Linked DNA regions of Mus musculus: all the other regions are linked to region 5. The links are chromatin loops, found by intact Hi-C in ENCODE. Cell type or tissue: heart. All regions are shown on one strand. Region 1 overlaps Cux2 (cut-like homeobox 2). Region 2 overlaps Cux2 (cut-like homeobox 2). Region 3 overlaps Cux2 (cut-like homeobox 2). Region 4 overlaps Cux2 (cut-like homeobox 2). Region 5 has its middle 11 kb from the start of Myl2.

What was found. A loop is a pair of places that touch in the nucleus more often than their neighbours do. Peaks named below come from ENCODE experiments on the same cell type or tissue, not always from the same donor. Only the 100,000 strongest peaks of a DNase experiment are listed, where the experiment ranks them.
Region 1: it touches region 5 in a loop (5-fold over the local background); 22 of 42 quality-filtered maps call a loop at or near these places.
Region 2: a loop joins it to region 5, with 2.6 times the contacts of the local background. A loop is called at or near these places in 5 of 42 quality-filtered maps.
Region 3: it touches region 5 in a loop (10-fold over the local background); 26 of 42 quality-filtered maps call a loop at or near these places.
Region 4: a loop joins it to region 5, with 2.8 times the contacts of the local background. A loop is called at or near these places in 13 of 42 quality-filtered maps.

The regions. Positions count from the first base shown.
Region 1 is chr5:121,943,825-121,948,824 of GRCm38, forward strand. All of the region lies in intron 2 of Cux2 (cut-like homeobox 2), which reads right to left. Among named protein-coding and RNA genes, the nearest start is that of Gm52785, 79 kb to the left of the region's middle. In heart, a CTCF peak has its summit at 2,193 (motif pointing right); DNase peaks (open chromatin) are centred at 2,987 and 4,917; H3K4me3 peaks cover 790 bases; H3K27ac peaks cover 1,361 bases.
Region 2 is chr5:121,996,783-122,001,782 of GRCm38, forward strand. The region is part of intron 2 of Cux2 (cut-like homeobox 2); the gene reads right to left. Among named protein-coding and RNA genes, the nearest start is that of Cux2, 51 kb to the right of the region's middle. In heart, a CTCF peak has its summit at 2,902 (motif pointing left); DNase peaks (open chromatin) are centred at 2,469 and 3,739; H3K27ac peaks cover 298 bases; H3K27me3 peaks cover 279 bases.
Region 3 is chr5:121,870,062-121,875,061 of GRCm38, forward strand. Cux2 (cut-like homeobox 2) reads right to left here. Exons shown (of 23, transcript NM_001312908.1): 16 at 3,596-4,240; 17 at 2,989-3,090. The region is part of intron 1 of Gm52785 (a long non-coding RNA gene); the gene reads left to right. Among named protein-coding and RNA genes, the nearest start is that of Gm52785, 5.2 kb to the left of the region's middle. In heart, a CTCF peak has its summit at 2,275 (motif pointing right); DNase peaks (open chromatin) are centred at 980 and 2,290; H3K27me3 peaks cover 1,406 bases.
Region 4 is chr5:121,891,161-121,896,160 of GRCm38, forward strand. All of the region lies in intron 5 of Cux2 (cut-like homeobox 2), which reads right to left. Gm52785 (a long non-coding RNA gene) reads left to right here. Exons shown (of 3, transcript XR_003955779.1): 2 at 2,073-2,154; 3 at 3,201-3,323. Among named protein-coding and RNA genes, the nearest start is that of Gm52785, 26 kb to the left of the region's middle. In heart, a CTCF peak has its summit at 2,626 (motif pointing right); no DNase peak of the experiment used is centred here; H3K27me3 peaks cover 483 bases.
Region 5 is chr5:122,087,096-122,092,095 of GRCm38, forward strand. No RefSeq gene overlaps it. Among named protein-coding and RNA genes, the nearest start is that of Myl2, 11 kb to the right of the region's middle. In heart, CTCF peaks have their summits at 2,011 (motif pointing left) and 4,174 (motif pointing left); a DNase peak (open chromatin) is centred at 2,016; H3K27ac peaks cover 1,640 bases; H3K27me3 peaks cover 362 bases.

The sequences.
Region 1 (5,000 bases), 140 kb before region 5:
ACAGCCTGGCTCTACATCAGGCCCAGTCACAGATACTGCGTGTGATCTGTACCTCAAGGCAGCCCTCCTGGTTCCTAACTCTGGCCCTACAGAGAGGCACGGAGTGACAAGGTCACACCATGTGCAGCTGGCAAACGGTGGTGCCATTCTCCTCCTCCTCCACCTATGGCTGCAGTAGGCTCAGCTCACCCTTGTTCCTCTCAACCACAGGACCTTTTCACATGCTCCTCTCTCCACAGTACGCTCTGGCTACCATCCCACGGTGCAGCTGTACTTGGGAGCTCTGCTCAAATGTCACAGCTTCCAGGAAGCCCTGTCACTGTTCGGGCTACACCAGGTCTAAGGGAGAAAAGCAACGGAAGGGAGTAAAGGGCAGTGATGGCTTGTGACAGCATCTCTGGGAGGAAGCCAGGAAATCAGGGAACACAGAAGACAAGAGGCTGCAGGAAGACAGGGCCCGTCTAGCTCCAACCACATCAGCGGGCACAGCAGGGCCCTGTTGCGTGCCCCAGGCCTCTCTTAGGAGACAGAAGCTGGACTCTGCAGATAGCCCGTGGCTGGGAGCTTAGAAGGAAGTATGGGATTCCCAGGGACTTGGGGACCCACCTGTGCCTCTTCAGGAAGAGCTCTGGACTTAGAGCTGCCAAAAGACAGCCGTTCTCCCAAGATGAGGTCTCAGCCATGACAGGACTTGGCTAGCAGCTATGCAGACATTAGCCACCACAGCTCACGGCTGCCACTGACCAGGCCAGCCAAGGGAGGCACCGCGATGCCACCACCGAGCCAAGGGCACCCAGCCAACAAGTAGTAGCCTGTATCTGTGCCCATATCTGATGCCAAGAATCTGCGTTCATGTCCCTGCATGGGTTTCTAAGAGTAAAAACCTGGTGTTTTGTTTGTCTGTCTGAAGTCATCGGTGAAGACAGTCACTGACACAGTGAAGGGACTCAGCACAGGGTATCGTTCCCTGGATGTGGTCACCATCAATGTCCACTTAGAGACGCCTACGCCACCCCAGTCACTCCGCAAAACTCTCTTTGCTCCTGCAATGGGTGTCACCCATGTCTGCTTGCTCGGTGAGCCGTCTGCACAGGTTCACCACGCCTAAGCCTTCACGTTCACACGCAAGGCATCTCTCTCATTTTCACAGCTACAGGGCATTCTATGGGGATGTGACTTCACCCATGAGCTCAGCTCTCCCAACCGACAGTAGATCACTGTTAGTCCCCAACACACACGGACAATCTTCACGGACACATGATTAGTCTGAATCCTTCACGCATGGAAACAAGAGGTTATTCTTGCTGTAGTTTTGTGTTTCTGCCAGAGTGTGTATGTTTGTGTGTGTGAATTGTGCATGTATGTACAGATGTGAGCATGTATGTACATACACGTTTGCGTGTATGGAGACCAGAGGTCAATCTCAAGCATCATACCCATGGAGAGAGAAAGAGTCGCCCACAGGAACCTAGAACATTGATTTGTCTAAGACGTCTGACCAAAGAGCACAAGGAATCCATTGCCTCCCTCATGCTGGGATATATAAGTGTGTAGCCATGCCTGGCCTTCCACACGGTATGGGAATACAGGCCTTCACGCCAAAGCACTTCAACTACCGAGCCATTTATCCAGTCCTCTCGTAGGTCATTTTAAACCCCCCACTCCTGGACACTTAAGTTATTTATGATTTCCTCTTCGTGAACACAGGTTGTTTCTGATCCTCGATGCAGGGACACGCACATCACTGTCAACGTCCGCTCTGTTGATATGCCTCTGGTAACCCCTAGATATCCATTGTAGGTGTTCGCAAATGGATGTATTTAAAAGACACCAACGTGGGCTTGTGGGGGACAGACAGGGTTGCTTGTCAGTGTGGCAGCTGTTCCTGGCTCCTCCCCGAAAGACCCTGTTTTTGCTGTTGCTGCCCCCACCTGTGAGGGGTTCTCTCTCTTTACAGTCACGCAGAGGCCTGTCTTACAAATGGGTCAGGACAGAGAAATGAAGAGGGGCCGGAGGAGAGACACAGACAAACCACTGCCCAGAAGGCAATCTTCCTTGGTTGTCAAGAAAGAGAACGGGTTGGGTGGCCGTGAGCTCAGTGACTTTGGAGAGTCACTTGGCTCCTGTTGGGCCTGGTCTGGAGAGTTCCCAAGGCCATATGCCTGTGTTAGCCACAACTGTCCTCCAGGGGGCAGCAGACCAAACAGAGTTCGTGGCTTGACCATAGGGATGTATAGATATGTCTGCTGCCTGTGACCTTAGTCACCAGGACAAGGAGGGGACTGCAGATGTTTGCTTATGCACCCGAGGTCATGGAGAACAGAGTGAACCTGGGGTCCCAGCCAAGGTCAATGTGACCTTGCAGTTGGTGTCCCTGATCATCAGCCCAAAGCGGCGTAGTTCCCAGACAGGTGGTCCATGAGAGCATCTGCTTCCGGATATCCTAGTGCAAGGGGCCTCCTGGAAGAGCACCCCGAAGCGTCCTTGTACCCAGAGCGTCCTTGCACAGAAACTTCTGAGTGAGACCAAACTGGTTTCTCTCAATGCCCATAAATAGGAACCAGGTTCCCCACTCCAGGCCTGTGCAGAAAGACAGCCTGGTTATCCTTGGCTATTCAGGAGCCCAGACAGATCCTCACAGGAGGCTCCTGCATTATTCATCCATCCATCCATCCATCCATCCATCCATCCATCCATCCATCCTTCTGTCTGTCCATCCATCCATTCAACACTGATGACATTTTCTCCTCCGTGAAATGAGACCCTCAGCTCCAAACCCCAGCTTACTCTTGGACTTCTTTACTGTGCAACCTTGGGCAGGCCCCTTGGTGTCTGTATAACAGTCTCCTGAACCCGGGCAGCTAGGAACAGGAAGGTACATGGAGGCTGCTGGCTTGGGATCTGCAGCAGCTGGTGGTATGCAAGGAGCAGGTATTTGACCTCTGACCTGTCCCATGGTGACCCTTCAGGCTCCCCACCTGCTCTCCTGTGGGATCCTTCCAGGGCAGTGGAAGAGATGTCCTTGGCCTTGATGTCTTCCTGAGCCCAGTCCATCTGATCCCAGAGTCCAAGCCGCAGCCCCTCCTCCTGTATTATCAATGTCGAGTGTTCTAAAATTAGCCCAAGGCTGCCAATTCCGAGTGGAGCTGGCTTTTGGGAACCAAGAGGCCTTGGCACTGTCACCTGAGTCCTCTCTCCATCCAACCGCATAATGAATTGTCAGTCTCTGCTGCCCCACTGATGGGCTCAGCTTCACAGCTATTCCCCTGTCAAGGACTCTGGGGCTAATGGTTCCAAGAACACAGATCAACCAGAGGATGCCAGGATGACGGATGGGCTCTTCAAGAGCCAGGATGCTGGCCGCCAGGCTGGGCAACAGGGGGTACCTACTTTGCTTGTACCCACAATTGCCTGAAGCTTGTTCTGCCAGTGCAGAAAGGGTGCCACCTGTGGTCCCTGTGTGGAAACTCATTATTCCAAGTGGCACCCACCTCCGAGGCTGAGGGGTTCCCAGGATGGGGCCTGCACACCTGGTAAGGTCTCAGATGCCATGAAGAACCGGTAGACCACACCCACTCATCAGAGATGCTCAACTGGCTCTGAGTCTGCGCTTGATGTCCTGAGCTGGGTTTTAACACCTCTGCATCCAGCCCAGCCACCCCCACCCCCGTGTGTGCGGGCCTGTGCATGCACACAGGAGTCGGCATTAGTTATTTTCTTCGTTTGCTTTCCATCTTTATCAGATGTGCCTCTTCCTGTCTTTGCACACATCTGACCTCAAAGCACTGGGATTCCAGAAACATGCTGCTGTGTTTGGGGTTTTACCTAGGAGCACACACTAAGAGCCTCTTTACTCATGGGGCCACTGAGACACCTGCAGCCTCTTGTGTTGGTTTTCATTTTTTTTTTTTTTTTTTTTTTTTTTTGACACAGGATTTAACTACTCAGTCCAGGCTGGTCTTGAATTTGTGAGCAGTCTGCCTCCAAAGCACTACCTTAAATACCTTTATCTTTCATCTTCCCCCCTTCTCTGATCCCCCAAGACTCATGTTTCCCAGGCTAGCCCTGACTCTACCATGTGGCTAATGATGACCTTAAACTCCTGATCTTAAACTCCAGCCTCTACCTCCAGAGTGCTGGGACAAAAAGCAAGCATCACTCTGCCTGGAACCTTTGCACTCTTTTAGTGGAAATCCTTACACACCTTCTGTGGGTTCCCCTCCCCCAAGATAAGTCACGCCCCACCCCCATGGAAATTATCCAGTATGCAGGTCAGGGCATCCCCACCCCCGCCCCACTTCTTCATCGGATCCCAAGGATCTTGTTCTGCCAACCAAGTATCTCACCCAGCTGTAGATATCATGAGGAAACGGCAAACAAAGAGAGAGATTTAATAACTGGAAACAGGAGAGAGGCTGCAGAGTTTAATTTTTTTTTTTTGTATTTGCATCTAATTGCAATCAACAGACTTCTGAGCCAGTGACAGGCTCAGCAAAATTGCTGCTGAGAGAACAGAATCTTTGTCTAAAAATAATCAGACATTCTGCGCACCGCTGTTTGTTATAACGGTAATCGATGCTGGAGGCTTTGAATTCCATCAATTTATAGATCAGCGCAGGGCTGCCCGGGCGATGGGGCGGCGCACGGCGGGGCTCGGCCAGCACCAGGCCGGTGTGTGATTAAGATAAGCCCCGGTTCCTTTCATACATTCCTTAGTGGGGGCTCATTCTCCGGCAGGCGGAGACGTTCACCGCAGTTAAAGATCACTGCAGCTTCTCAGACGCCAAATTTGAGGGGATTGATCAATAAATCAAATCAGGCCGATCGATCGGCCAATCAGGAGAGTCTAGCCGGTGCATTATCGCCGGCGCCTTCCAAGCCAGAGCTTTTCATGGCTTCCATCAAAACAGCCTGGCCCTGGCCGGCAGCCAGCGGCTGGCCTGTCTCATAGCCCAGGCCGCCGAGAGGGGCTGCCTGCCCAGCGGGAGAGCAGTAAATTT
Region 2 (5,000 bases), 90 kb before region 5:
GCCTTCCCAAGTATGTGGGACTTAAAGACACATACATACATGGTGGGGAGGGGACGGGGACAGAAAGGGGAAGTTTGGGGGCAGGGAGGAGGGGAAATAGAATGACATCAGAAGCCTCAAGTTTGTGAAACATGAATAAATAACTGTGAAGATAAACCACCAGAGGGGGAGAGAACGCACATTGACTCATCAATGTAAAAAGGATGTTGGAGTCAGAAAATGACCCGGGGTTGCACCCCACGGCAGTCAGCATTCAAGGGAAGGGGCATCCTGGATGCTAAAATTAGTGGGGCCAAAAGAACGAGCAGCAGGGCAACTGGCCAAACGTTTCCCCCACTGGAAACTTATTGATCCCTCACAGGGGAGGAGTAACCCTTTCGGGGAGAAGCCAGTTGACATCAGGTCAGTAGCAGCCACGGCAGGGACCACTGTGGCACCTCCTGACGGGGTGCCCTGAGGACGAGGACACGCTCTCCCTCTTCCGACACGGCTGCTCAAGCCACACAACCTGCAGGCAGGCGTTAAGAGGACAGGCGGCCTGCAGAGCAGAAAGGTCAGACCACATCCGAAGTGCCGGGTTTGGAAGGACCAAGACTGAAGAACTTGTGCTGCTTTAAAGGGGACTGAGGCTGGGAGGTGGCTCTGCTGGAGGTGGCCCTGTTGAGGAGGTACCCACCTAGCACCATGTAAGTCAGGTGCGATGGTGATGCACTGCGGGGAGTGGGGGAATGCAGGAAGAGCACAAGCCCAAGGCCATCCTAGCAAGCTCAGCACTAGCCTGGGCTACATCAGAACCTATCTTTAAAAAAAAAATCATGATGGTGACTAAATGGAGCAGAAACAGGCTCTGGACTAGGGACTTGTCAGCAATGCCCAGTTTTGGGGCCCCGACCTTCGCGTACATGGGCCCACACACAAATGGGTAGCTGTGGCGGCCCTGGAGACTTCTGGTTTTGCCCAGGTTGAGGCCCAGCTCAGGGGACAACAAAATGTAACTTCAGAATGACAACCGTGCCCTATGGATTAGCTGGGAACCCTGGTGAGCATCGGTGTGCCCCAGTGTCACAGAAGAGACTGGAAAGCTGTAGCCTGGGCCCGAGGAGGGGTCTGCAAGCCAGGATAGAGCAGTGGGATAGCTGGGGTCTGGGCAGATTCAGAGGGTTCGAGAAACAGGGACAGGGTTGTGGTTTCCACGGCATGGTAGGCTGTCACTCAGCACTGTGTGGAGCATGTGGCTACTGCCCGATGTCACCACAGCTTGTCCACTCACTGACCATCTCACATGGGTGGCTGACCCAACATAGCTGCATAATGTCCTTACCTCTCCCCATCCCTGTCCTCTCTCCTGTCCCCAGTGGACAGCCATTGTCCTCCTGTATCTCCTGAGACTTGTATACATTCCTATCTGTCCATAAAGTCCTAACACAATTCTGTGTCTTCCGTACCACCCCTTTCGGTCACGCGTTGTCAGAGGTGATGTCATTCAAAGATCTCCTCCAGGAAGCCCTCTAGGATTCCCCAGGGCTCACGGCCTCTCTTTTGGTGTCTCATAAACTGTATTGCCTATCTGCTAGCAACTAAACCTCCTCCCTGGGGTTGTGGGGTACAGCTTGGTGGCAGACCTTTTGCCCAACCTGCGAGAGGCCTCCACCCCATCCCAGCGCCACAGTCAAAGCTCTTGGGATGAGTCACAGCTTCAGTCAGAATGCCTGTCATCTACCAGGAGATGGGACTCTCTGTCCACAGCACAGTCCCCCGGCGAGGCGAGAGTACTCACTCTCCAGCCACATCTACTAGGAAACTGAGTCACAGGGAGAGAAAGCCATTGGCACACAGTCACATTGGGGGGGGGGGGGTGTTGGAACCGGGGGTGGGGGTGGGGAGGAGGAGACAAGGGCAGGCTTCTGTTGGTTCCAGAGCCCTCCCTCCCTGTGAGGGGAGGCATTGAGAAAGTCACTGCCCTCCCGCACAGCTCTGGCCAGCAGGGGCAGGGGGAGCTCCCTGGTCCTCCTCCCAGGCCAGTCCTGAATTTCAAACCATCTTCCTTTGCTGAGTCACTACCCCTCAGCCCTTGCAGGGGAGAGAGAAATCAATACCCGTCACCTATCAATTCAAATGATCTGGCGAGGGGCCCCCAAGGCCATGGCCTTCCTTCAGTGGCCCCAGACTCCCACCTTAGTGTAGTTAAGACAACATTCCCTCTAAATTGCCCCTAATATTCCAGACATGCTGCACAGAAAGAAGGGGGGAGCAGGGGGCAAAGTTGGGCCATGAATCTTGGCACCTGAACCCTCAGTGTGGCCCTGAGGCTATTTAGGGACAGCACAGAGCCACTGGGCAGATCAGCCAAGGACAGATGCTGGCTGGGGAGAAAGGTCACAAGATGCCAGGGTACCAACCAGGTCAGGTATGGAACAGGACCTCATGTGCCCCCAAAAGGCTAAAGATACAGCCACAAGCACGGCACCAGCAGCCACAGAGCCAGGGCGGGGCTTGACGGGGACAGGGTGGTGAGCAAAGGTGGTGAGAGCCACTTACCACCTGGGCAGAGGGACCCTCCAGTGTGACACCCACGTTGTTCATTTACTGCAGCTGCCAGTGAGGGGCTGCTGAAAGCGGGGGTGGGAGTTGCCTGCCGAGACAACCGCTTCCCAGAAGCTAAGTACAGTCAGCCATGTCTGAAGCCAAGCCTGGAACTTTCAGGCCACCTCAGCCAGTGACAACCTTTATCTGTGTCCGTGGGATCCCCCTGGAAGGGCCTGGAGTTTCATAATGTCCCTAGCATGGTAGGGCCAGCTACCTAACCTGGCCTTCTGTTAGGGAAATGCATGGGTCTGTTATAGGGTGAAGGGAAGAGGCTCTGCCCACAAACCTCTTAGATGAGAGAGCGCCCCCTGGAGGCAGGACTCTGCAGGACTCAGGTAGGTACCGGTAGCCACTGAGTAAAACTCTAACCCTCTGCCTCAGTCTTCATATTGTCTCAATATCTTCATTAAACCAGCAAGGACAACTTCCTCAAGAAAGAGGAAACGATACAGGAAGTGATTTTAGAATTCACTTCCTATGCCAGCCACCAGTTTAAATGGGTAAGGTGGAGCCAGTAAGACGGCTCAGCGGGCTAAGGTGCCTACCACTGAGGCTGGTAACCTGAGTTTGATCCCTGGGACCCACATGATAAAAGGGGAGAACCGACTCCCTCAAGCTGTCTTCTGACTTCCACACACATGCTGTGATGTGCACATGCCTGTACATACACACATTTATTATTATTATTATTATTATTATTATTATTATTATTATTATTTTGGTTTTTGTAGACCAGGCTGGCCTCGAACTCAGAGATCCGCTGGCCTCTGCCTCCCAAGTGCTGAGATTAAATGTGTAGGCAACCCCACACAGATTATACACCCAATTTTTAAACAGGAAAAAAATATAAGTAGCTAGAGGGGGCCAGAGAGATTAGGCAGCTGGCTACTAGAGAAACCAGACTTCTACAGGAACCTGGAAAACGGGGTTTGGTTAAGTGCTTTGGGGAGTATCCCTGAATACCTTCTACCCACCCAGGCCATGCACGGTGCTGCAGCCCTGAGCTCTTCACAGCGGCTGAAGGGCATGTTGACTCTGGGCACAGTACGGTGCCAGGCTCTGGGGCACCACCACACACCCTTGCTTCCGAGGCCTGCCACCAACATTCACATGTCAGTCGGCTCTAGCGAGAGCATGTGCCAGTTTGAGCTGCCACAGCCGCCACAAGCCCGATGCTGGCCGGGCGGACCAGCGCTGAGTGAGTGCTGCCAGCACCCTGCCAGATGCTTCTGCCCAGGGTGGCTTCAGCCAAGTTGGGACCTACTGTGCCAATTTACTGAAGAGACGAGGGCAGAGCGGCCCACCCACGGGGCACCACCCTGCAACCCCAAGCCATGTTACCCAACACGGGCAGAGCTTCAGAGAAGCAGCCCCCACACGGGCTTTAACAATGGAAGCGTGCAAGCTTGCAGGCTGGGGGCTGTTTTAATCTGCGTTCCGCTGTTCCAGAAATAACAACAATAGTGCATGCTCTGTAACCTTTTATGTAAAAACGAGAAGACACCCTCACAGCATCAGCGAGAGGCAGGCACGGTTAATCACGTCACCCGACGGGTAGGGAGACTGAGGCACGGATAGGATGACCTGGCTAGGGTCACACATGGCTAGGATTACACAACCCATGCCACCTGGCATGCAGACCTGTACTGATCAAGAAAGACTTTTCTCAGTAACAAACAAGGAACAGCCACCACCCCTGAAGCTCTCCCAAATCCATTTTCAGCTGCTGCTAGGAGATTCAGAGAAGCCAAGCAACGTGCTCAAGGATGAACAGCATCTGACACACTACTCTGGACATAAGCTAGGTCCACTGTGTATCATGAGGTGCCTGACTTCCGGTTTGTGACACGTCCTACGGTAGGTGGACCCAGGCAGGGGACAGGTTTCCCTGGCTAGGAGCAACTGGCTAGCCACTAGGCTCCCTGAAGAGTAAAGGGGGCAGGCTGTATCCCAAAGAACACAGAGCCATCCTGATGGTGGAGACACCTTCCTTGAAGGAGCTAGGGGAGCCAGGGGGGAAAGGGCAGTATTTGTCATCCATGGGGCCACAAAGCCTACAGTACTACAGACAGCAAGCATATCTAACCCCTGGCAGCAGGGCCGGGTAGAGTAGACCCAGCCACAGCCTTGGAACGGGATCTGGGGCCAGCTGGGGTGCAGCCTGCCTGTTCCCTCAGCCTGCCCCAGCCTTCCAGGGCCAGGCAGGTCTGTGGCAGCCCCGCTCTGGCAGGAGCCAAAGGAGTGCCCTATGTACACACACATGCAGCTTGCATGTGTCACATACGCTCACGTGTGCCCGTACCATCACTCATGCAGAACGCTCACACACCGCGCACCCACACGGCACACTGTCCACATACCCTGTGCGTGCACCCATGTTCAAATGCACTTATACGCACCCCTGTACATGTAGA
Region 3 (5,000 bases), 220 kb before region 5:
AAGCACCTACTCTTCCAAAGGTCCTGAGTTCAAATCCCAGCAACCACATGGTGGCTCACAACCATCTGTAATGAAATCTGATGTTCTCTTTTGGTGTGTCTGAAGACAGCTACAGTGTACTTACATTAAATAAATATTGAAAAAAAAAACCCAAAACAAACAAACAAAAAAAACAAAGCCAAAACCCACAAAAAGCACGCCTTTTATACACGCTGTTATACATTTATACAAACCAACCTCGTGAAAGCCTAAGAAGGTCAAGAAAGAGGCAGTAACTCAAAGATGCGCTCATGAATTCTATAGCAAAAGCCCGTGGTGGAAACCCAACCATCCAAAGAAAAAACAGCCGGGCGTGGTGGCGCATGCCTTTAATCCCAGCACTCGGGAGGCAGAGGCAGGCAGATTTCTGAGTTCCAGGCCAGCCTGGTCTACAAAGTGAGCTTCAGGACAGCCAGGGCTATACAGAGAAACCCTGTCTCGAAAAACCAAAAAAAAAAAAAAAAAAAAAAAAAAGAAAAAGAAAAACCAGTGGTTAATGAGGTCGGGCATACCTTTAATCCCAGCAATCAGGAGGCAGAGGCAGGCGGGTCTCTGGGAGTTTGTTAGAGGCCAGCCTGGTCTACAGAGTGAGTCTAGGACAGCCAGGGCTACACAGAGAAAGCTTGTCTCAGGGTTGGGGTGGGGGAAGGGAAGGTGATTCAAAGTCTAAGTCTCCACAAGCTACCAAGCAAGCTAATTAAACCACAAGGTGCAGGGGAAAGTCTCATCAATGGACTGATAGGAAAAAACCAGGCTGACAGCTATCTGAGAGGGAAGAGAAGGGGAGGAGCGGGGAGGGGGGGAGGGGAGGGGGAGTGTCAGGTCAGACGCACACAGAGTCTTGGGTCGGAGTCATAAGTCCCAGGGGCTCAGTTGGTTCTATGAATAAGCAAAGGAAGACAAACAGGAAGTCCACACAAGGAGTAAGCAGAGAGGATGTCACAGACCCAGGCCGTGTCTCAGGACAGCAATGGAGCCGGGTGTGACTAGGGGCTGCCTCTCTCTCCCTTCTAGACAGTGTTCTCTGACTACTGAGCCAGACAGGTCACCATGGCCTTCCTCCATGATCCTGTGTCCCTGGGTAGCCTCCACCCTTGGGCCCACGACACAGCCATTAGAATGACATTTTGTTTTTCAAACTAAAAGCAATAGACCAGCATTGAGTCTCGGAAAGTAACCCAGCGTGGATCCAAGTAGGAACCTAGAAAAACATTTAAAACAGGAAGGGATGACAACCCAGGAAGTGCCAGTCACATGACTTCAAAGTCCAGCAACAGGCTGGGGAGGCTGAAGTGGGAAGCGGCTTGTCTTTGTCTCTGTCTCTCTCTTTTCGAGACAGGGTTTCTCTGTGTAGCTCTGGCTGTCCTGGAACTCACTCTGTAGACCAGAGTGTAGGCCTCGAACTCAGAGATCCGCCTGCCTCTGTCTCCTGAGTGCTGGGATTAAAGGCGTGCACCGCCTCCGCCGCCGCCACCACCACCACCACCACCACCACCACCAGCACTGACTAGCCTGTCATTGTTATGAGCAGCTTGTATAAATGCCTGCCCACCCACCTCCACCCTGGACACTTCCTTTGGTTTTGTCAAGAACACGCCTGGAGCTGGCATTCGGCCATGCCTGGTGCCCTGGGCTGGGCCTTCCCAGCTGTTTGGAACATATTGGGGTAGGAGGTAGAAGTGGGAGTGGCCACCCTTATAGCTTAGTACTGAGTGTGAACACTCCCTTCAGCCCCGCTGCTGACTTTAATGCTTCCGAGTCTGTTTCTGACCCTGGGGGAAGCACTGAGAACGTCAGACACCCAGGGTCTGTGTAACTGAACTCAAGGCTGTGCTGCTACGCCTCAGCCACATCTGCAGCTCACGCTTCACATCTGCAGCTCCGGACTAGCATTCAGTGGGAGCCTGGTGGTGATGATGGTGGTGGTGGTGGGGCACACCTTTAATCCCAGCAATTGGGAGGCTAAGGTGTCCCAGTAAGAGTAAGTAAGAACTCTTTTGAGTTCAAGGCCTGTCTGGTCTCCAGAAAAAGTTCCAGGACAGCCAAAGCTACACACAGAAACCCTGTATTTAAAAAAAAAAATCATGAATGGCTCAGAGGATTAGCTGGTAGGGCAGGGTAAACTCCCTCTCCTGTGGCCTCTCCTAGGGACAGAGGCGGGTCTCCACTGAAGGCCACAGTCACGGATAGATTTTCCTCATAGGACTTTGCAACTGGAATACATGCACGGATCCACCAGCAGGGGGCAGCAGACACCGCACAGTGGGGTGGGAGAACTGAGCCCAGCATCCCAGGATCCCAGGCAACCAACACTGCAGGGTGTTAAGTGTATAACTTGGCCTAGCCATAGAAGCCCCCAAGCCATTGGCAGGGACAAGGCCAGAGCCATTGATGGCAGGCAGGATCACAACAAAGAAGGTGGTTTTGACTCTAAGACTCTGCCTACAGTCTTCTGTGTACCTGCCCCTGGCTGGTGATCCCCTTAGCCTTCAGAAAGGAGAGCTAATATCATTCCCGTCTTAAAGATGAGAGGAGGGAAGCACAGAGAGGTCAAGTCATCAATACAAGGCCACACAGCTAATCAACAGCTGAACCAGGATTTATGGCCAGTCCTGCTATCTTGTATTTGGTACTGTAGGCCACAGTGGGAAGCATACCAGGATAGGGGGGGGGGGCTTCCTGGAGGAGGTGACACTTAAGAGAGTGGCGCTTGGCTAGATGTCCTGGGAAAGGGGATAGTCTCAGGGTCCGGATGTCTTGCTGAACAGCTGAGATTTTGTTATGGGGCAGGTAGTGAGACACGGGAGAGACCTGAGCTGTGGCATACCTGCGTGTGTTCCAGGAAGGCCCTTCTGGGGCCCTGGAGGTTACAACTGACCTGGGAACACCCTGGGATGATAGAGGAGATGCAGGCAAGGATCAGAGGTCATGGGCAGAGGCCACACTTACCCCCCTTCTGAGACTCTATCTCCTTCTTGGCCTGCTCCAGGATGCTCTTGATGGCGTCGTCCGAGCCTGTCTCAGGTGTGCGGATTCTCGGGGTGATGCTGCCTGGGAGGGGCACGAAGGTGGCGGCTGTGGGGCCTGCAGGGGGCGGGGTCAGGCCCTGGAGGTGGGCAGGAGGGTATGGACCAGATTGTCCTGGGGTGGGTGGGGAGGGTGACAAATGGTAGGTGGTGTAGTGACTCCGGCTTTGGGGCTGGAACTAGGACCCTGTGCGTGCTAGGTCAGTGGTTAGGGCTGGTTAATGGGCCAGGATGATTATGGCAACAGCGGACACTTCTTAAGCAGTTCGGAGCTCTGGGTCCTTTTAGCCCCTCCCCCACGGGCCAATGTCGAGAATGGGGTGGGAGGTGGAAACTGAGGAATCAGCCCAGAGCTGGGGCTTAACTGCCCAGAAAGGGCTGCAGAGGGAGGGAGGGGTGGCCCAGTGCAGGAGGGAGCAAGGTCACGAGTCTGTCCCTCGAAATAGGGAAACCAAGGCACAGGGTGGTGGCTCACCCACCCCGGGGTCACCCACAGCTCTGGATGGCGGTGGGGCTCCTCCGTGGCTTACCTCGCTGCCTCACCTGGATGGTGCGCAGGGCCAGCACATTCTGCTCATCCGACAGGAACTGCTTCATCTTGATGAAGGGCTCCTTGCCTTTCACCGTGAGCTTACGCCACGGCTTGGGCCGGGCCAGGATCTCACTCACCGAGCCCTGCGACAGTCCCAGCACATAGTGGCCAAACACGCGCTGGCCAATGTTGTGCTTGAGAAGTTGCTCCTTCACCTGAAAGGCGATCTCAGCCGTGTCCAGCTGCTCCTCCTCTGGCCCAGCCCCATCCACAGCCTCCGGGGCCCCTGTGGGCTCGGGGCAGGGCACGGAGGCAGCAGGAGCTGATGGAGGCTTGGCACCACCGTAGAAAGTCGGGGGGAATGCCAGCAGGTTTCCCGTCTCCCCTTTGAAGGCAGCTGGGCCCATCATATGTTTGGATAGCAGTGAGTCCCCAGCCAGCCTCTCCCCCGGGGCCAGGCTGGGGAAGGGGGACAGCGAGAAAGTCCTTGGCCCATCAGGACCCAGGCTGGGGCCCAGCAGGGGCTGCGCAGGGCTTGGGGACAGCGGGTCTTCCGGGCCTGGCGGAGGTGGAAGCTGAGGAGGGTAGGGGGGCTCCGTGCCCAGTGAGCCCTTGATGGAGTCATCCTCCGAGGGGTCTTCCTCTAGAACACCAGGGGGGATGCACAGACAGACAGACAGACAGAGGTGCAGAGGGACCAATTGTGATGGAGGGGAGGGATGTGCAGAGGCAAGAGAGATGGTTAGAAAGGGAGAGAGAGAGAGAGCAGAGACAGAGGATATGGGGTAATGGGGGGACAGGATGAGGGACTAGCTATAGGTCTCAGAAGCCATAAATACCCATGCTTGCTGTTGTCCCTCATTCTCGAACCCCACCTCCTCAGACCCCCTTCAAATGCTAGCTTGTGGGACCCACCTGCTGCCATTGGGGACATTATCCTAGCAAGCAGGAAGGGAGTCACAGTCACCCCAGGGGTCTAATGCCTCCAGTGCCTAGTCACTCAGGCCACCCAGCACTTCCCATTTAAGAGACCAATAATGAGCCTGCCATCTTGGCGAAGGTCACAAGGCTACAGGGCCACTGAGCCATTTGTGGGAAGAAGGGCAATTTTAAGCTGTGGGCCATGCCCTGGGGGTCGGCTGTAGGGTAGGGTATAGACACCCCTCCCCTGACTCCTGAGTTCTTATTAAAGTTCCAGTATCCAGCTAGAGTCAGGGTCCAGGGAAGTCACTGGGAGCCTTGGGTCTACCTGTGACCCTGAACCTGGGAAGCATCACCCAGCAAATGCCCAGCCTACATCCCCGGTCTGGATTCTTCTGCCTCATGAATTGCAGTGATCCTGGGGCATGAAGAAGTCCAAGGGCATCCTTGTCCAGCCCCTCAGCCCAAGTGCCCCCTCGGTG
Region 4 (5,000 bases), 200 kb before region 5:
AGAGGAAACGCAGAGGAACCAGGATAGGAGGCTCAAGGTCCAATCCTGACTTTGACATTGGCTGGGAAGGTAGTTTAGGGAGCCTTGGGCTTCAGTGGCGCCTGACTTCCAGGACTGTGGGGTGCAAGCTTGTTACAGCAGCAGCCACGAGTTCGAGTTCACCGTTGTTGCTCCTGAACTAAGTGTCAGGCATGGCTCCTCCTCCAGCCAGGCACTGCCAGGGGCTGCTCTGTACTGAGGACGGTTTGGGCTGTGGGAGCGGTGGCAGAGAGGAGAACCCTGCAGCTGCCACTCAGAATGGACAGAGGGGGCAAGGGACAGATGAGGCCATGTCAGAGAGAATGGGCTCCTGTTTAGGCTGGGCAGGCAGGACCTGTCTGGGAGTGACAGTAGGCAGAGCCAGCATGGTGATAAAGGAGAATGTTCTAGTCTACAGGATGCGTCTGGAGAAACAGCCCAGGGCAGGGTGAGGAACGGAGGCCACTCATCTCCCCATTCCCGCCCAACTCCCCTCTCCCTGCACTACCCACCCACTACCCACTAGAACTGCTGTCCCAGGAACAAGGCCTCACTGGGTCCTCATGACCACAGGGCCCAGTTACCGGTGAGGGTACGGGTCTCAGAGAGGCCACTGGCACCCAGGCGAGGCCCCTCCACTCCTTTCAGCCTGGCCAGGGATATAGTAAGTGACAGACAAGACTGCTTGCTTCTCCAGTGGCTCCTACAGCTAGGGCCCATTTGGAGGGAGTGAAACAGCGGCCCTGGGGACACAGCAGCTTTTTGGTCTGAGATTTCTCAAAAGCAAATCTTGGGTTTGGGAGCCCCCAAACCCAAAGTGTAGGAGCGAAGGAGTTTGTGGACAAATTAAACTGATTGGACCTCTAAAGAGGGGGACCACAGGCCGAGGTGACCACAGGTGAGGAAGGTGACAGGGTGGCTCAGGGCTATGGCCTGCTCTTGATTGATGGGTGGCTAATAATGGGGTTGGGGCATCCTTGTAAATAACAGGGAAAGCCTGGTCACCTGGTCACCTGCTGATGCTCAGGGTGGGAGACAGGGGCTGGAGAGACAGGGAGAGAAGGGTGGACCTCCCCTCCCTCTGTGTCCGCCCGAAGTGGCACACTGAGGATTTTTTTGGGACGCCGTAGCCAGAAGGCTGGCCACGAGGCTCCTTAGGAACAAATATGCAGAAGTATGCGCACGCTCCCCAAAGCTTGAGCCCAGGCAGCAGCCTGTTCCCATCTGGGCTTGGGCGGTGGCCGTGTGGGCGGCACAGACACTGATTTCAATCCAGAGTCCTAACTTTTCCTTAGCAGATGGGCACACGTCCCTTCCTTCAGGACAGCTAGGAGCCTGCTGGCTCCTTTCTCCCCACAACGGCTTGTGCTGGCTGGCTCTGAGGCCGCAGAGGTGCCTAGCATGAGGGTCTCCCTCCCTGGCACTGATGGGGTCAGCGGCAGCCGCTGTTAGCTGAGCAGCTACTAGGCGCTTGAGGCTCTGTCTCATTCAAGGTGGGAGGGGGAGGAGCTCATCTGTGGAGAAGAGACAGCAGCCCAGAGAGGGAGAGTCAGTTTCCAGGGCACAACATGTGTGTCATAATGCAAACACGGCTCTGTGTGTGTGTGTGGTGTGTATGTGTGTGAAGCACGTGGAACCTCCTGGGGTGGAAGGAAAAGGTCTGTCTTGCTCAGCACCATGCCCCTGTGGTAGGAGAGAGGCCAACAAACAGCAGCAAGCACTGAATATTTGTCGAATGAGAGGCGCAGGGGGAGAGGTGTGTACCAGACGGCAGGCTGGGTGTTCTCTGCTGTGTGTCCCACGGGCCTGGGGAAGGGCAGGCATGGAGGAAGCGGTAAGACAAGACAGCAGAGAGGGGCCTGGCCCATCCCTGGTGCCCAGAGCCCTTCTTCCTCTGCCCCCCCCCCACACACACACATTTGCAGCTCTTTGCTTCCCTCAGCTCTGGGGGTTCACACCTGGAGAGATATGTTGGCACTCCCCATCTCCCAGGCCAGCGCTCCTAAAGGGCTGGTTGTGACACTCCGCTTACTGGGTGCCCCCTCTTTCCACAGCACAAATCTCTGATGGACATTTTCCCAAAGTCCTGTATTTTCAAATGAATTCTACAGCAAGGTTGGACACTGAGAACCACAGGTGCGGATGTATGAGTGTGTGTGTGAGTGTGTTTGTGTTGGGGGCCTTTGTCAGTGAGCTTGTGCCTGTGAGGAGCTAGCATGATGCCTGTCACACAGACAACACCTAGAAATGTCCAGGCAACATGGTACCTGGGCCTTCCGTCTGAGCTCATGTGAAGTTGTTCTCTGTGTTCTTATGACACCTAAGGAACACGAGGGAGGGAAGGAAGGAGAGAAGGAGAGAGGAGGGAGGAGGAGGAGGAAGAGGAAGAAGAAAAGAAGGAAGGAAAGGAGGAGAAAGAGGAGGGGAGGAAGAGGAAGGAGAAAAGGAGAGGAAGATGCAGAAGAAGACGAAGAAGGGGAAGAGGAGAAGGAGGAGGAGGAAGAGGAAGAGGAGGGGATGTAAGTAGGGGCAGTAGGGGCCATCACTGTTCCCAGTTACACTAAAATGTCTTTTCCATGGAGGTGAAGGTGGCTTGATCACTAGATGGCGCTAAAATTAGTCATTTGGGACAAAACTCTAAACTAGTGATTTTACCTCCTGCTTTCATCAAAAATACATTTCACATGGCTTAGATTTAAAAATTTAAAAGAAGATCGCAGGAATACTAAAAAAACAAAAACAAAAAACAAAAAAACAAAAAACCCAATTCTAAACTTCAGGTGAGAATGTGTTTAAAAATAGGACACAGAAAGAAAGATTTGGTAAGATTCTCTACTTTCTAGAAATCATTGCTTGAATGTCTACTAGGTACGATGTATACGAGAGGCTATGAACAAAGTTAAAAAGCAAAAGTCCGTTTAACAGAGAAGATGCCAAACATGTCTACCGGTACCAATGCCCCTGTCCCTAATATACAAAGAGCATGGACAAATCAATAATAATTAAGTCCTGCTATAAATGGAGGAACTGCGCAAAGAGTTGGTCAAACAGCACACTGGGTAAAGAGTAAAAAAAGCTGGGCAGCCCAACCAGGGGAAACAACCTCATTTGTTCTGACCACAGGGTCTGGGATCAAGACAAGGTTTCTATGTACTTTCCCACATTTTTCTCTCTCATCCAAGGAACCCTGTGTCACAGCACTAGCCCTCAGCACATGGGCAGTGTGGGGAGGAGCTCAGGACACCAGGAACACCCACAGAAGAGAAAGAACCACACTGAGGCTGCGGGGTCTGGAGTCTCACAGGGAGGACCCACAGGCATGCCGGGGAAGGGGAAGGTGTGGCTACACGGGGGGGGGGGGGGGGGGGGGGGGGGGGGAGTGGGGTGTGGGGGTGTGGGTGTTCAGACACCACTCCACAGAAGTCAATGCAGGACAAGAGAAGGCAGCCGACAGCAGCTCTCTGTCTTTCTGCTTTCCTGTCCTCTGAGCAGAGGGTGTGTAAAGCAAAGCTACTTTCTTTCTTCTTTTGTATCTTTCTTCTTTTGTTCTTTTAGGCTGGGAAGATGCATTAAAAAACCCGAAACCTGGCCAGGCAGCTCCTTACAGCACAGACTCAGCAACACCCACCCGGCTCCCTGAGTGCTAGACAGGTAACCACCCTGTGAGATCCACAATAGACGCTTGCATCCCTTGGACTCCGACGCCCACAGGCTATGGGATGTTTCCCTAAACACGCTCACGCACAGAGCATCAAACCCTCACGCCAGTCCACCAGAAGGGTGTACGACCCTCTCTTTTCCTAAAGACCCAGAGAGCAGAGAGGGCGAGGTTCTGGGCTCAGGTCACTGAGGACAAAGGAAACTTCTCCCCTCTGCCTGCAGTTTCACCCCGGAAGATACTACGGAGCAAGAGGCACCTGCAGGGAGTTTTAGAAACCCCAACAAAATCCAAGAAGCCATCTGGGCCACTCACCTGCCTTGTAGCGGGCTCAGCCGAGTGTCCTCATGTCCTCATATCCCCCTCAGCCTCCCTGACTCTCTCTCTCTCCTTTTGTACCCCTTTTCTTTTTCCTGTGTTCTAGTCACCAGGTCCCCAAGTTCTCCTGCTGAGGCCGGGCCGGGTCCCCCCCACGACTTGGCTCGTGTGCAGTGAAGACATCGGCTGTCAACACGGCACGCCGAAGCCAAGGGGTTTAAATCAAGTCTTCTCTCACAACAATGACATTAATTACGCTTTTAACACATTTTACTGGTTTTTTTTTTTCTTCTTCTCACTTCGTGCCACATCTGTGCGAACAATATCCAAAAGATTTACGGTTTTCTTCCGTAATTACAGATACACGGACTGCGCACTTATCAAAATAGTTGCTGAGCAATCAGGCTGTGTCTCGCTGCCTGCCAAGGACTCGTGCTGGCAGGAGCCACTCATTCAGACGGAAATGTTGAATCAGGACTTGGGGGGTGGGAGGGCTGCGACAAATAATTTGCCTGTCAAGACATAGACCAAAGGAGAGTCGGTGCATCCCGGCTGCATAGAAGTGTGTGTGTGTGTGTGTATGTGTGTGCGTGTATGTGTGTGTACACACACACATATATGTACACACACACATATACGCGCACACTTGCACTCCAAGCCCCCCAAAACCTCCCCATCTGACATTTGCTTCTCATGTCTGCGGATAACATTTAATGAGCACAAAAATACGTCTTCCTGATTCCCCGAAGAAATCATTAAAGCACTGTGTTATTCTTAAATGTCTTGAAAATGAATTAGAGCCCCTAAAGGGGCCGTTTGTGTGGCTGGCCTCCATCCGTTAAGACTCCTTGTTTTCTAGCTCCATGACAGCTGGGATGTGGCATCCCTGTGTCTCTTCCCTCCCTCCCCCTCTCCCTCCTTCACAGGAGGAGACCTGGGAAGTCACAGACGTGGAAGTCAGCGTTGGGCTCTCCAGGCTTCTTGTGACCTCTGAGTACCCAGGCTT
Region 5 (5,000 bases):
TCTAAACAGGGCCACAACTCCCATTTCCTATCTATCTTTCTTTTCTCCTACCTCTGATAGGTTGGCTAGAAGGCTAGAAAGCATTTAAGAACCCTAAATAAAATAGGCTTGAAAACAAAATCTAAGCCCGCAGGTGGGGCCCAACAACGTGGCTTAGGCATGATGGGTAAGCCTGCTTCTAATGTAGCAGAAGAAAAGGCAGGTACTGGAGCTGAGAACCTGTCACTGCTGGGGCCCTTCACCAGTAATGAGGGTCACAGGAGCCTCAGAAAGCCTTGCTGGCATTTCCCCTGTGCCCAGCAAAGACATGACTGCTAAGACATGCTAGGAACATGTGCACATGCATACACACACACACACACACACACACATGCACACACACGTGCATGCAGGCACGCACACATATATACACACACATGCATGCACTCACACTCTCACACACTAAGCTTTGGTGGGATATCATCCTGCCTGCACTTCCACTGCCCTGTGACTCAGGAGGCCAAGGTAGGAGAATCATGAGTTCAAGTAAAACACAGTTAAAAAAAAAAAAACCCTTCCCTAATAAAATGAAAAGAAGAGTTTTTGTGTTATTTGACACCTGTCTTAGTCAGAGTCTCTATTCCTGCACAAACATCATGACCAAGAAGCAAGTTGGGGAGGAAAGGGTTTATTCAGCTTACACTTCCACACTGTTGTTCATCACCAAAGAAAGTCAGGACTAGAACTCAAGCAGGTCAGAAAGCAGGAGCTGATGCAGAGGCCATGGAGGGATGTTACTTACTGGCTTGCTTCCCCTGGCTTGCTCAGCCTGCTTTCTTATAGAACCCAAGACTGCCAGCCCAGAGCTGGCACCACCCACAAGGGACCTTTCCCCCTTGATCACTAATTGAGAAAATGCCTTACAGCTGGATCTCATGGAGGCATTTCCTCAACTGAAGCTCCTTTCTCTGTGATAACTCCAACCTGTGTCAAGTTGACACACAAAACCAGCCAGTACACCACCACCTGTGTTTAAGTTAGTCTATTCAAGTTTGAGATGATATGATGTAAGGTCCTAGGGAGATTGCTCAGTGGTTAGGAGCACTGGCTGCTCTTCCAGAGGTCTGAAGTTCGATGCTCAGCACCTCCAAGGCTGCTCACAGCTTCCTATAACTGCAGTCCCATGGATCCCATACCTTCTTCCAGTGCGCTGATACACATACCAACAGAACACCCATGTACATTAAAAACATACAGGCATCTATTTCTAAAGAGAGATTGTATGGTGTGAAGTAATTGCTGTGTGGTGGCTTGAATGAGAATGGTCCCGTAGGCTCATATGTTTGAACGGTTGGTCCCCAGTTGATGGACCGTTTAGGAAGGATTAGGGGGGTATGGACTTGTTGGAGGAGGAGGTGTCGCTGGAGATGTGGCTTTGAGGTTTCAAAAGAACATGACAGGCCAAGTCTGTCTGTCTGTGTCTGTCTCTCTGTCTCTCTGTCTCTCTCCTCTCTCTCTGCCTATAACTTAGAGACCTGGTGTGAGCTCTCAGCTACCTCTCCAGCACCACGCTCGCCTGCCACTGTGCCCCCGCCGAGATGTGCATGGATTCACGTCACGGGACTAGAACAATAACTAAGACACTTCCTTAGCCATCAGCCTCTAAATCCCCAGAATTTCAGAACCACCTTTCACGAACACCAGTTTTATTCCCTAAAATCCCCAGAGATACTTCTAGAAAGACAAAAGAAACGCACTCGGTAATGACGAGACATGAGGGGCTTTCTGATGTAAGCCATGAAGAATTTTTTTTTTTTAATACAGGCGTCTTCCTCATCCTGTGACATCAAAGTTTCTGAGGTGGTCTTCAGTGCTCCACCATGCTCCCATACAGAGGCGACACCCATGTCTCAGTTCCTGGGTTCAGTAGTCTGGGACACATAAGAGGACCGAGCAGGGCTTGTGTCTAAGTGTGGCTTAAAACAGGGCTCCTGGAGAACAGTGGGCTGTGTCATACCGCCACCTTGTGGAGAAGTTCTGACTAGCAATGCGAACGAGCCCTCCAGCTCTGCTGGTCCAGCCTGGGGATGGGCCTTGCTCCTGGCACCTCCTGTTAATGGAGCTCCAGGGCAGGGAGAGAGGGCAGACAGGGGTGGAGGAACAGAGGGAGTAGTGGCCTCCTGAGACCACACCAGGCCCTGAAGGCCTCCAGGGGGACAGGCCTGGAAACCTGGAACAGCACTCAAGAGCCTGAGGCAAGAGAATTGCTAGAAGTTCAAGGCTGGTCCGAGCTGCAAATTCTGTCTCAAAAACATTAAAAAGCCAGGTGTGGGGCTGAAGAGATGGCTCAGTGGTTAAGAGCACCAGCTACCCTTCCAAAGGTCCTGAGTTCAAATTCCAGCAACCACATGGTGGCTCACAACCATCCGTAATAAGATCTGACGCCCTCTTCTGGTATGTCTGAAGACAACTACAGGGTACTTAGATATAATAAATAATCTTTTTTTAAAAATTAAAAAAAAAAGCCAGGTGTGGTGGCTTACGCCTTTAATCAATCCCAGCAGGAGTAGATGAATTTCTGTGCATTTGAGATCAGCCTAGTCTACATCAGCGGTTCTTAGCCTTCCTAACGCTAAGAGCCCTTAATACAGTTCTTCGTGTTGTGGTGACCCCTAACCATAAAAATCATTTTCGTTACTACATCATAATTTTAATTTTGCTACTGTTATAAGTCATAATGTAAGTATCTGATATGCCAGATATTTGATATTCGACCTTTGTGAAAAAAGGGGGGGTCGGGACCCACAGGTTGAGAACTGCTGTCTTCTCAGTGCGTTCCAGGGACAGCCAAAGCTACATAATACAGAGAACTTGTCTCAGCAGAAACAGCGCATACATTTTAAAATAAACAAAATATAGGGGCTGGAGAGGTAGCTCAGTAATTAAGAGTACTGATCACTCTTTTCCTTCTCTCTTTTTTTTTTTTTTTTTTTTTTTTTTTTGGTTTTTTCAGACAAGGTTTCTCTGTGTAGCCTTGGCTGTCCTGGAACTCACTCTGTAGACCAGGCTGGCCTCCAACTCAGAAATCCACCTGCCTCTGCCTCCCAAGTGCTGGGATTAAAGGCCTGTGCCACCACAGCCTGATACAAGTGTTCTTAACTTAGCCATCTCTCCAGCCCCATCACTTGATTCAAGGGTCACCTTAGAGCTGCGTGGTGTGGGTAGCAGAGGCACACAGGAAACTAAGGACCTCCTCACCTATAGGCAACTGGCTTTCAATTTGGAAGTTGCCTATACAATTTGGTAGTACAATACACTGGTCTTCCCTATGTAAAAAGTAAATAAGAAAAACAAGTTTGTTCACTCACACTTGGCTCTCCCTACAAAATTACCTTGACATGGATGATAGATAAAGGCAAACCCTGAAACAATGAAACGTCTCAGAAGCAACACCAGAGACTGTCTTCACAGCTCAAGTGTGGTAAAGATTTGTGGCAGACAAATCATAGAATCTGCACTTGTAAAGGAAAAAATCCTGGAGCCAGGGTGCACACCTTCCATCCCAGAGGCAGGTGGATCTCTGAGTTCAAGGCTAACCTGGTCTACAGAGAGAGTTCCAACACAGACAGAGCTACACAGAGAAACCCTGTCTCAAAAAAAGAAAGAGCGAGAAAGTTAGAGAGAAAGAGAGAGGAAAGAAGAGGAGGAGGAGGAGGAGATGACTCCAGGCCAGCCTTGCAGACTCCAAGGGGCCACTCTGAGAACAAGTGACTCAGTACCAAGGAAGTGTGAGCCCAGTATTCAGGGGGGCTGAGGCAGGAGGGCTGTGAGGTCAAGGCTAGCCTAGGAGGTTATATCTAAAAAATTATTAAATTAAATTAAAACAAATAAACCATGTCCTGGGGGTCCCCTGTGGTGACACCAGGTCTCTCGGGCTTTGATAGTGAGTGACACTCCCTGCTAGAGTTTACATCCAGAATCAAATTATGAGTGTGTAGCATCCGCTAGGCCTGAGTTCCAACCCTAGGGCCCTCCGATCCCTGGCTCCCAAAAGCCTCAACTACTGGTGAGCCAGATGCCATGACCAAGGCGGCGGGGACAAATCTAACAGCAATCCCCTCCACGCCCCCTCTCCCACGCGACTGCACAGTCCCCTAAGCAGCGCAGAGCCTGGGGCCGTGTTCCCCCTGCCGGCAGGCTGCGGAACTGCCGCTAGAGATGGACAGGACAGGCAGCCTGCCGAAACTTTCTAGGCGGGAGGAGGCATAGCCTCTTGCCTGTAGTGCCTGGGTCAGGGCACAGACCTCCTAGAGCTGGGGATGGGCCTTTCTCGGAGACAGATCTTACCTTAAGATCCTTCAGCTGACAGTCAAGTCCAACTCCCCAGAGATCTTTCTGGAAATTCTCTGGTTTCCCACAGGTTTTTAAGCTTTCCATTTAAGCATGTTGTGCTGGTGCGCTTTCTGTTGCTGTGATAAGCATCATGACCAAAAGCTAACAAGAGGAGGAAAGGACAAATTCTGGCTTCTGGGTTAGTCTGTTATCGCTGGAAGCCAGGCCAGAGCTCAAGGAACGAACCCAGGAGGAAGCTATGTACTACCGTGCTGTCTGTGGCTTGCTCGGGCTGCTTTCTTGTATAAGCCACAGTGGGCTACCCATTACTCCACATCAATCAGCAACCAAGAAAATACCCCACAGATGTGCCCACCTGAATGGGACAGTTCTTCAGGTGAGCGCCTCTTCCCACAAGAGCCAAGTTGACAACCTGCTGCGAGGTATTTTATTTGATCACATTGTGAACCCTGAGACTGTGTTATTGACTGGCAAAACCAGTTTCCAATTGTGGTGTGATTCGGCCTTAGCTTTACCTTTAATCCCTCCGACTAGAACGCAGACGTGCTTTCGTACACACCTTTAATCCCAAACAATGAAGGAAAAGTTAGATTGTGGAAGGGAGCAGCCAGTTTGAAAGTGATGCCTAATTGAGTGGCAGACAAAGTGATGAATCAGAGAAAGATTTG